4 separate regions of the Homo sapiens genome follow, and all the other regions are linked to region 1. A link is a loop called in an ENCODE intact Hi-C map of the cell type or tissue named here. Cell type or tissue: Calu3. All regions are shown on one strand. Region 1 has its middle 22 kb from the start of ARMCX6. Region 2 has its middle 130 kb from the start of ZMAT1. Region 3 has its middle 41 kb from the start of TCEAL2. Region 4 has its middle 99 kb from the start of ARMCX2.

Evidence for each region. A loop is a pair of places that touch in the nucleus more often than their neighbours do. Peaks named below come from ENCODE experiments on the same cell type or tissue, not always from the same donor. Only the 100,000 strongest peaks of a DNase experiment are listed, where the experiment ranks them.
Region 2: it touches region 1 in a loop (13-fold over the local background); 84 of 110 quality-filtered maps call a loop at or near these places.
Region 3: it touches region 1 in a loop (4-fold over the local background); 11 of 110 quality-filtered maps call a loop at or near these places.
Region 4: it touches region 1 in a loop (7-fold over the local background); 24 of 110 quality-filtered maps call a loop at or near these places.

What each region holds. Positions count from the first base shown.
Region 1 is chrX:101,594,870-101,597,369 of GRCh38, reverse strand. No RefSeq gene overlaps it. Among named protein-coding and RNA genes, the nearest start is that of ARMCX6, 22 kb to the left of the region's middle. In Calu3, no CTCF peak of the experiment used is centred here; a DNase peak (open chromatin) is centred at 1,079.
Region 2 is chrX:101,798,482-101,800,981 of GRCh38, reverse strand. No RefSeq gene overlaps it. Among named protein-coding and RNA genes, the nearest start is that of ZMAT1, 130 kb to the left of the region's middle. In Calu3, no CTCF peak of the experiment used is centred here; a DNase peak (open chromatin) is centred at 1,441.
Region 3 is chrX:102,083,927-102,086,426 of GRCh38, reverse strand. No RefSeq gene overlaps it. Among named protein-coding and RNA genes, the nearest start is that of TCEAL2, 41 kb to the left of the region's middle. In Calu3, no CTCF peak of the experiment used is centred here; no DNase peak of the experiment used is centred here.
Region 4 is chrX:101,758,040-101,760,539 of GRCh38, reverse strand. No RefSeq gene overlaps it. Among named protein-coding and RNA genes, the nearest start is that of ARMCX2, 99 kb to the right of the region's middle. RefSeq lists a silencer at 1,220-1,389 and an enhancer at 1,956-2,500. In Calu3, no CTCF peak of the experiment used is centred here; a DNase peak (open chromatin) is centred at 1,339.

The DNA of each region.
Region 1 (2,500 bases):
CTTGACTGAAGATCATGGACCTTGCCTGTCTTCCCCACTGTCTGCAGCTCCCACGCTCTTTTTGTTTTTCTTGCTTGGTTGTGCCTTCTTCTGATAAGTGGATGAACACTGTGTCAACTTGTAGACCAGACTTCCATATCTTCTTTCACAAATTCGTCAGTCTGAGTATATCCCACATCTAATGCAAGTCACAGATGGGCATCACTCTTTAAAAGGTGCTCTAGTTGTGGCATTCTAGGAAGGAGATTGTTAGACATTCTTTTCCTGGACACAATCAATCTAATTGCCATCCAACATGGACCTAGCAGCAATGCAAACACATAAAGCTTTCAGATGAGTCTCCCCAAAGAGACATGTCAATGCACAGGATACAAGGGTATCAGTATCTCTATTTCCGGATTGAAGGTCTTAATTTTCAAATGTTCCTCCTCTGGGGTTTAACCTCCCTCAAGCTCATTTCCACTATTTTCCCACAGGTGCAGCATTTATCTTTTTCCAGCACCAATATAAGAGGAGAAAAAAACAAAGGCTGTGAGAGGGAGAAGCTGAATTGCCTCTGGACTCTGTAGTCTGCCTCGGACGCCTCGTTTCCACCCCTTATCTCCAGCATATCACACTCTGTGGAGCAATTTCTTTCCTCCCTTACTTAGATTATTGTCTACAGGTAGACAGAGAAAAGAGGATAGAGATTGGTAAATGCATTGACACATAAGTTTCAGGTGCATCCACTCCAGAGTGAGGAATATAACTTTCCAGAGTCTCCCATTTAGGTCTCAGGCACACCCATCTTCCCCACCCTGGCCTCCTGCCACTTTATTCCTCGCCCTTCTCCTATGAATGCCCACTTTTCTGATCTACCTCACCTCACTCCCCTTTCTGTGCTATAGATTTTGACACTGCTTTCCCAGAGCCATAAAGGATTGGGATTAAGGGTTTTCCGAAAACAGGACAGGAGTAGAAGGGCAAGTTCTAGTTTAGCACTTGTGTGTACCACCCTCTTGTGACAGGTTCTGGCTCCACATATCCTTGAAGGAATACATTCTTTCTTCAGTCTCTGCCAGATAACCTGTAATTTTCTTCTTCCTTTTTCTTGGGTTGCACTGCCCCCTACAGACAGACAAACAAACCAATATCTATCAGTAGGGTGGGTGAACACAGTGCTGGGTGATAGGCCACAGTTCCTTTTACTGATTCTGGACTCTGTCAAACATTTCTCACCTCTCACTCTCGGTTCCGCAACACCAACTCTCCCCCGATCCTATGCACCATTTAGAGAACTAAAATAAGCTGGTGGGTGGGGCGAGAGTGTAGGGGAAGATGACTCTGTCCCAATCTTGACCCTAAGACTTCCCAGGCAATCCTCATTCTCACACCACCCTGCACATAACCAGAGCAGTTTCTTCTTTCTTCACTCATCTACAAACGTGCCTCTCTGAGGTCAACAGCAGAGAGCTGATGGCTGGATCAAAAAGATTTGACTTTCCCACAGATCTTGGTCACCTGAGATATATGTCACTAATGAGCCATGGTTGCCACCAGTAGTGATGCAAGAGTGTGCCTGCCTCTCTCTCTTCCCCCCAGCACACCAGACCTGTTACTCATTTTTTTTTCTTCACCAATCCTGGAATCCAAAAGAAAGTGCATTACCATTTTGTTGGAATTTGTTTTTCTCTGATTTCCAGAGACAAAACTTATTCTGATACTTTCTTATCTTCTCCTGGAGCAACTGTTTCTTTGTATTTATACTTCTTTATCTTCATCCTAGAATACTGGGCAACAGCACGTCTTTTTACTTCCCCTCCCCTCAGCAACTAATATCCATCATCTTGCTTAGACCCATGAAAAAAGCAGATTTCATAAAACAAGGCATGGAGAGATAAATATGTTTAATTACATTTTTCTTGCCTCTGCTCACTTTTCTTGGAAATAATGACTTTTTAAAAAGATTTTTTATGCCTTTTGTACGTATAAGGAGTTTTCTGGAGTGATACTTGCTAGAATGACACCACTGGTTATTTCTGAGAATAGTATTTAAGGCAATACACAGTCTAGCTGAAGTGTCAAGTGTTAAGTTCAGTGGGACATGGAAATTAACAGAGCGGTCTCTTGGACAAGACCACCTAGTTTTCCCAACAGGCCCCCATGAGATAGAATTTGCCTTGCTGAGTTCACTATACTCCAGGCTCTACCCCCTAATTTTGTTTTCAGAGTAAAACTGTGCACAATTTATGACATTACACCCAAGAGAAATGCATGCATATATTTACCAAACGACATGTATAAAAATGTTCATAGCAGCACTATTCATAATAGTCCCAAGCTGGAAACAATCTAAATATCCGTCATTAATAGAATGGATACATAAAATATAGTACATACATAAATAGCAATGAATACTCTACATGCAACAGTATGGATTACTCTCACAGATGTTAGCAAAAAATTAGACACAAAATAATATATACTGTATGATTCTGCTTACCTAAAGTTTTTTAAAATT
Region 2 (2,500 bases), 200 kb before region 1:
ACATTACCCTTGGTGCATACTCGTGAAGAAAGAAAGAGATCTCTCTCTCTCTTCCTCTGCTTATAAGGGCGTCAATCCCATCATGAGGGTCCCACTCTCATGGTCTAATCTAAACTTAATTGTACCCCAAAGGCCCCACCTCCAAATACTATCACCTTGGAAGCTAGGGCTTCAATGCGTAAATTTGGGAGGATAGAAACATTCATCTCATAACACATGTTCACACATTGTACATCTTTATGTATTTTGTACATACATATTTCCATATATATTCTCAGGAACATTTCTTTCTATGGAGAAAAAAAATCATCTGTTGAATATGCTCTGCACCATTAACAAAGGATACCTCAGCAGAGTGAAGGAGGTAGATACAGGATTGTTTCATTTCCACATTAGCATGTCTTTTGCTCAGTTTCTTTCAATTACAAACATATATTAGTTTTGTGATTTAGGAAAGTAATTGTTATAAATTTGTGAAAAAATAAAAACTTATTATAATCTAATCTCAGGAATTTATTTTGTATAAGTCTACTGACCTGGAAAGCAATTTGCACTTAGTAATATAAATAATGTAGTATAAAAAACAAGGAGATCCTGCCATTTGCCACAACAAGGATGGACCTGGAGGTCATTATACTAAATGAAATAAGCCAGACACAGAAAGACAAATATTGCACAGTCCCACTTATGTGTCAAATGTTTTTTAAAGGTCAAATATAGAGAGAGACAAGAAAATAGCGGTTACAAGGGTTAGGGTGGGAGAAGGAAATGGGGAGATGTATACATCAAAGATACAAAGCGCAAACATGTAGGATGAACAAATCAAAAGATCTAACGTCCAATATGAGGAATATAGTAAATAATAGTGTATTGCATTCGGATTTTTGCTAAATGAGTAGATTACAGCTGTTCTTGCCAAAAGAAGGAAAATAGGAAACTCCGTGAGATGATGATGGATATGTTAATCTGTTCCACTACAGTAACCATTTTACTATATGTATCTTATAACATCATGTTGTACATCTTACAATTTATAATGAAATTAATTTTTAAAAAGGAATTCATAGTTAACGGTGAGATTTTTTTAAAAGAGCAAATTACACATTGTATTTACAATATGATTGGCCCCCCCTTATTGTTGATAATACTGCCGTGTGCATAAGTACATGTTATAAATCAACTGTGTTTAAAAGGATATAACCCAAAATACAAAATACAGACACATGCACAAACATGCGCTGATATAGTTTATCAGAGACACTCACACTGGTGGCTTTCTCTTTATTTGAGACAGGGGTGGAACTTCCTGCCAAGAACTCAGAGAGCCAGGCAGCAATAGATTAAGCAGGAAGGGCTGCCTGTGCCATTCAAGCCTCCAGCAAGCCCTGTTTGGCGGGTCAGGCCAGAGGCCCCTCCCTCTCCAGATCCTTACAGAGCCTCCTCCCAGATATTCAGAGATGTAGTTCTGGCTTTGACCAGCAGGTGGCAATTATCTCTATAGTCCACATCTGCTGCGATGGAAAAGTAACAATTTTTGCAAAGAGAGACAAAGACAATATGAAATGAATAATACAAAATATATTTGAAAAATTCATGTGGAGAGAAAAAACTTGAATGTGTATTGCTGTTTTAGTTTTTGATAATGACTTCCAAAGCTGGGTCTCTCACAATTATTCTTCCATTCTGTACGTATTTTTGGGGGGGCTGGGCACTGCCAACTCAAGTCCATTTGTCCATCCCACTCTTTTCTTTGAAGCCCAGACTCTCATTTTCAACTGCCTGCAGGACATACTCATTTGGAGAAAGACGACTGCAATTTGTTTCTACATGTGTGGAGTGAGTGTGTGTTTCTCTAATGTTAAACTGAAGAGTAAAGAATAGGCAGGATAACTCATTAAATAATAAAAAGAAATGGCACAAATAACTTTTCCTCTTCCAAACTCCAAAGGAAAGCATATGCTACAAAAAGTAACACCAAAGCTCACAAGTTACATAAATACGTGTATATTGCATGTTTTCTGTGTATATTTTCAAATAATCCTTAATATAGTTATTCCATTCATTTTACATCAAAATCCCCCGTTGATGGAATGAAGAATTCTGGAACTAACATTTCTAATATCACTTAAAGAAGTGGCATGTTTCGGATGCTTTCTTTTTATTGTTTTTACCTTTTATTTTCAGTTCAGGGTACATGTTTAGGTTTCTTATATAGGAAAATTGCATGCATGTCGCTGTGGTTTGGTGTACAGATTATTTCATCATCCAGGTAATAAGCAGTGTATCCTCTATTAGTCCATTTTCACATTGCTATAAAGAACTTCCCTGAGACTATAATTTATAAAGGAATGACGTTTAATTGACTCACAGTTACACATGGCTGGTCAGGGGGGCCTCAGGAAACTTAAAATCATGGTGGAAGATGAAGGAGATGCAAGTACCTTCTTCACCAGGTGGCAGGAAAAGAGAGAGTGTGAAGGAGAAACTTCCAAACACTTAT
Region 3 (2,500 bases), 490 kb before region 1:
GTACCACTTGCTCTCATTAGTTTTGTAAACATTAATATTCTACCTTCTAGATTATCTTTCCCAGAGAAAACATCTATTCTGACTGAGACCCTGTCTACCACCTACAAAAACATTCAATTCACATAATCCTGACACGCCCAGTTATTTTGGCATAAGGGACAGGATTTCATCTCCATCATCATCATCACCACCATCACAACCATCAAGAGTGGTTGTTTAGTAGTGAGCATCCATGAGGGAGTGTAAAGTGACCAGTTTCTAAGCCCTTGTGGCCCATCACCTACATAAGAGGTCATTAGGTATGTACAATGTTTCTCAACCTCCTTTCATTTTCATCCCCTTTATGGAGGCTTCTTAGACAATTTTTTCTAATTATAGCCCCATCCACAGAACGTAAAGTGTTTGATATCAGAGATGTAGAATATATCTGTTTATATACTGTGGTCTTTTGAAAGGCTACAAACCATGATTCTATCTAAGATCTTTACACCCTCAAGAACTAATTTTTAGCCCCTTGGGGGCGATGTTGCCTCTGTTGAGAATAAATGGTATATTGTGCTGGATGCGGTGGCTCATGCCTGTAATCCCAGCTCTTAGGGAGGCAGAGGCAGGAGGATAGCTTGAGCCCAGGAGTTCGAGACCTGCCTGGGCAATATAGTGAGACCCCGTCCTCCACAAAAAAAAAAAAAAAAAAAAAAGAGAGAGAGAATAAATGGTATATTGTGATGAAGGCAACAATTAGAGCCCCATTCCTGCCCTTTACTTCATGTATGTTACTGGAATTGTTTCTTAGCCTCTGTTAGTCTGCCTTTGGTCATCTGTAAACCAGGACCCCTGATACTTATCTTACAGAACTTTGTGAGGTGAAAATGAAAAATCTTGTATGGAGTAGATGGTATGTGGTAGGACTGAAACAAATGTTTGTCCTGGCCCACCTTTCTCTACCTCTCAAAGAAGCGATGACTTTGATGTGAACCAAAGAGCATAAGTACCATAGAAACCACCAGAAAATGTAGCATCAGAAAGTAGAAGGTACACACATTTCCATAACAAATGAAGATTTGGGGGCAATTTCTGTGTTGCAAGATGAGTTTGCTGAGGGACTCCATCAAACCATCAATCAGTTTCATGTGTTCCTAGATAATTGAGTTACATGATTACAGGTAGTCTCTTAGTTTATTGCCACAGATTGCTGTGATTTTTACCTGTTCACCCATCAGAGGGCTAGTGTATCTCCAAGAGTCGTAGGATACCTCCTTAGGTCTTTGTAATACTCCCCTATTGTATCTTTGCCTCTCTCTTTCTTTTTATTTTGCCCCACCGCTGTCTCTTTTTAAGGAAAACAAAATTCTTGATTACAGGGACATGTTTTGTTGCACTAAATTGGGCAGAGTCCTGCCAATTGCCTGGGTCCTAGCCTAGTTCCTCTCAATTAGTAAGTTTTGTCAGTCTGTATCCTGAAGAGTAAAGGTGTTTCGCTTTCAGCAAAAGGAGAGTGGTGGAATGCCTATACTGGGGCATTTCCACTGTGAAGGAAAAGCCAGTGCATCTGGGTTGCCATAGAAATTTGACACAATTGTGGCAAGCATGATACATTTTTAATAGAGACCAACGTGTCCTGGTGTCCTGGTAAGAAGAGCAGGGTTTCGCCTTCAGGTGTTTGTCTCAGCTGAAAGTGCGAGTGCCCCGCAATGGGAGCTAAAACGCCCTGGGGTGTGGGGAGATGAAGGGATCCCAGATCCAAGTCACCTCATTCTTGCTTTGGGGCTCAGTGTCCAATGTCTCTCGAGGAAGAGAGATGGGTCCTTGTAGACCCTCCTGGCCCCAGTGAGTGTGATGTCCTGCTCTGGGGGTGTCCTTGAGTTACATTCCATCTAGGGGGGGACCACACAGAAATAAGATAGGTTACTGGGCGGTGAGAGAGAAAGAGAGAGCATGTGCGTGCATATCTGTGTGTGTGTGTGTATGTGTGTGTGTGTGCGTGAGAGAGAGAGAGAAAAAAAGAGAGAGAGAGAAAGAGAGAGAGAGAGAGAGAGAGAGAGAGAGTCCTATTCAGTTCCTAGCACATATTAAAAAACAAACCAGGGTAATTTTTTCTTTTTCCCAGCTTTCTTTGGCCAACATGGTTACCATGGTGACCCAGTGACTGCTGGGGGATTTGGTGCAAGTGTTGCTTTTCCAATTCTTTTATTCTTTCTAGAATTATTAGTTGGATTTGACTTTAGAATAGAGCTTTCCTTTCTTGTTTATTTTTCATTCATGTATTTTTATCAGTACAACTCATAGATTTCTAGTTGGCTCAAAGGGTTACCATCTGCTACCATCATTATATATTTTGATGCTCAAATAGTCCCAGAATTGGCAAGTGGAACCCCCTTTAAATTGGTCTCAGTGTCCATTTGATGCCTCTCTGGGATTTTTTGAGCATTTACTTTGCTCTTTGGGATGGACTATCTCCCCATCTATGGAAAAGAAGTAATAGTACCGACCTCAAAGCATT
Region 4 (2,500 bases), 160 kb before region 1:
ACGTTAGTTCAGCCACTGTGGAAAGCAGTTTGGAGGTTTCTCTATGAACTTAAAACAGAGCTGCCATTCAACCCAGCAATTCCATTACTGGGTATACATCCAAAGGAAAATAAATCCTTCTGCCAAAAAGACACATGCACTCATATGTTGATCACAGCACTGTTCACAATACCAAAGACATGGAACCAACCTAAATTGGGACTACTAAAGGCGGAAGTTAGGGAGGGACACAAGGGGTGAAAAACTAACTGCTGGGTACTATGCTCAGTACCTGGGTGACAGGATCCATCACACCCCAAACCTCAGCATCACACAATATACTCAGGTAACAAACTTACACATATACTCCCCGAATCTAAAATAACAGTTGAAATTATTCTTTAAGTGTCAGTTTGAACAATTAATTGTACAGTCATCTTTCATATAAAAAATTCTTTTTGACTACTAGAGGATGGATACAGAGTAACTTCTAATTTTCATAAAAAGCAATATAAATCCCCAACAAACCGATGAAAAACAACCCAAACACAATAACAAAGAAATACAAACAAAAATTTTAAGATTTCGTAAGTGGAAAAAGGAAAGGGACAGATTAACATGTTGTCTCATTGTCTTTGTTGAAGAATAGGTATAGAGTGGTGTACATCTATATCGTGTATATACATATTTAGGGCTTTTATATAAAAGTACTTACATATGCTAGTACATTATATTGGGATAGAAACATTTGTAGAATATATTAGCACACCATTAAAAATGTTTATCTTGAGAGGGTAAACAAAGCACAATTTCATTTTCCACTTACACATTTCTGCATGATTTGATATCATTAAAAGACAAATATGTATTCGTTTTGCAATTCAGAAAAGTAATCAAAATAAAAATTTTCAAAGCACAGGAAAAATTTTGTTACGATCTGATTCACACAACTGATGTTATAGAAACACTCGCTTCGAAAGGTATTCCCTATTAAGCATAAAAACCAGATTGCATACTTTATGTATAATATAATCTGTCCCATTTGTCGTTGATAATACTCTTATATGTATGAGTAAGTGTAAGTATAAAGCAAACGTGTCTAAAAGGCTATGACCCAAAATACAAAATATCCGCACAAACGCACTCACACAAAACTGATACACACTCCCTCAAGAGACACTCACACTGGCAGCTTTCTCTTGATCTGAGATAAGGGTGAAACTTCCTGCCAGAAGCTCAGAAAGCCAAGCAGCAATAGATTCTGCAGGAAGGGCTGCCTGTGCCATTCAAGCCTCCAGCAAGCCCTGTTTGGTGGGTCAAGCCAGAGGCCCCTCCCTCCTCAAATCTTTACGGAGCCTCCTCCAAGACAGTCAGAGATGTAGCTCTGCATTTGACCAACAGGTGGCAATTATCTCAATATTGTATCTTTGCTGCAATAGAAAAGTATCTATTTCTACAAGCAGAAACACTAGTAATCATTGTGACTTATTAATAGATTATGAAACAGTATGTATAATATGATCCAAAATATATTTGAAAAATGTTCATGTCTGGAAAAATATAGAAAGGGTACATTCTCTTTTATTTGCTGGTGATGACTCCCAAGTCTGCATCTCCCTTGTTCATTCATTCGTTCAATAAATAATTATTCTGAGGAACAGACACTTTCCTCTGAGCTGTGTTACTTTTTTCTACAAGACTTCCTCAGGGATGAAGTAGTGACATGGTGAAATATCTGGCTCATCTGTATGTTGAGCTCCTCTCTCTGTTTTTTGTCTGTCTCCTCTTGCCAAGCTCAGTTCTCTGATTCATGGTTTTGCTAATCTTTGTAGTCAACTTTATCAAAACAACTGTCATTGGATATAGCTGATCAGGACCCATAAGACCTTACTGAAGATTCTGTTCAATGCAAATAAAATTAACCAATATTTATTGAGATCTAATTGTGATCCAGACGTAATGAATGCTCATAAAAAATAAGCTTTCCATTGAACCCTTTCTGCCAGAACAAAGTGATAGATTTCTGGGACAGTTTTGAGCTTACAGTAGAATCCCTGTGGCCCTTTATGATCAATGCCCTCTCTGAAAAGGGAACCATTTTTATGCTTCGAGTCAGAGTTTTCCTAAGAGCACAGGAACTTCTAGGCAGGTGGAGGCAGATTTTTAAAAATAATAATATTATGCATGCACTTCTTATGTTTCATGTGCTTTCCTGTCCTCTTATTTTACTTTCTACATGTCAATGTCAGAGAATCCTTGTTCCTTTGTTCCCTTAAAAAGCAAGGTATTCATAGGAACAATGCCAGTACTTTGGTTTCTGGAGAGACCACTTAAGTCAGGAGGTCTGTCTGCCTCCCAGTAAAAGACCTAACCCAGTAATTCCGTGACAACTTTAGTTAAATCCCTTCACATCTTTCTGATCTCACCTACCTAAATTTTACCTGTCCTGCCCCTCAACCACCCAGGATTGTGCAAGAGAAAAAAATGAGCTATATATTATAATTGAGTGTTTGAGAAATCA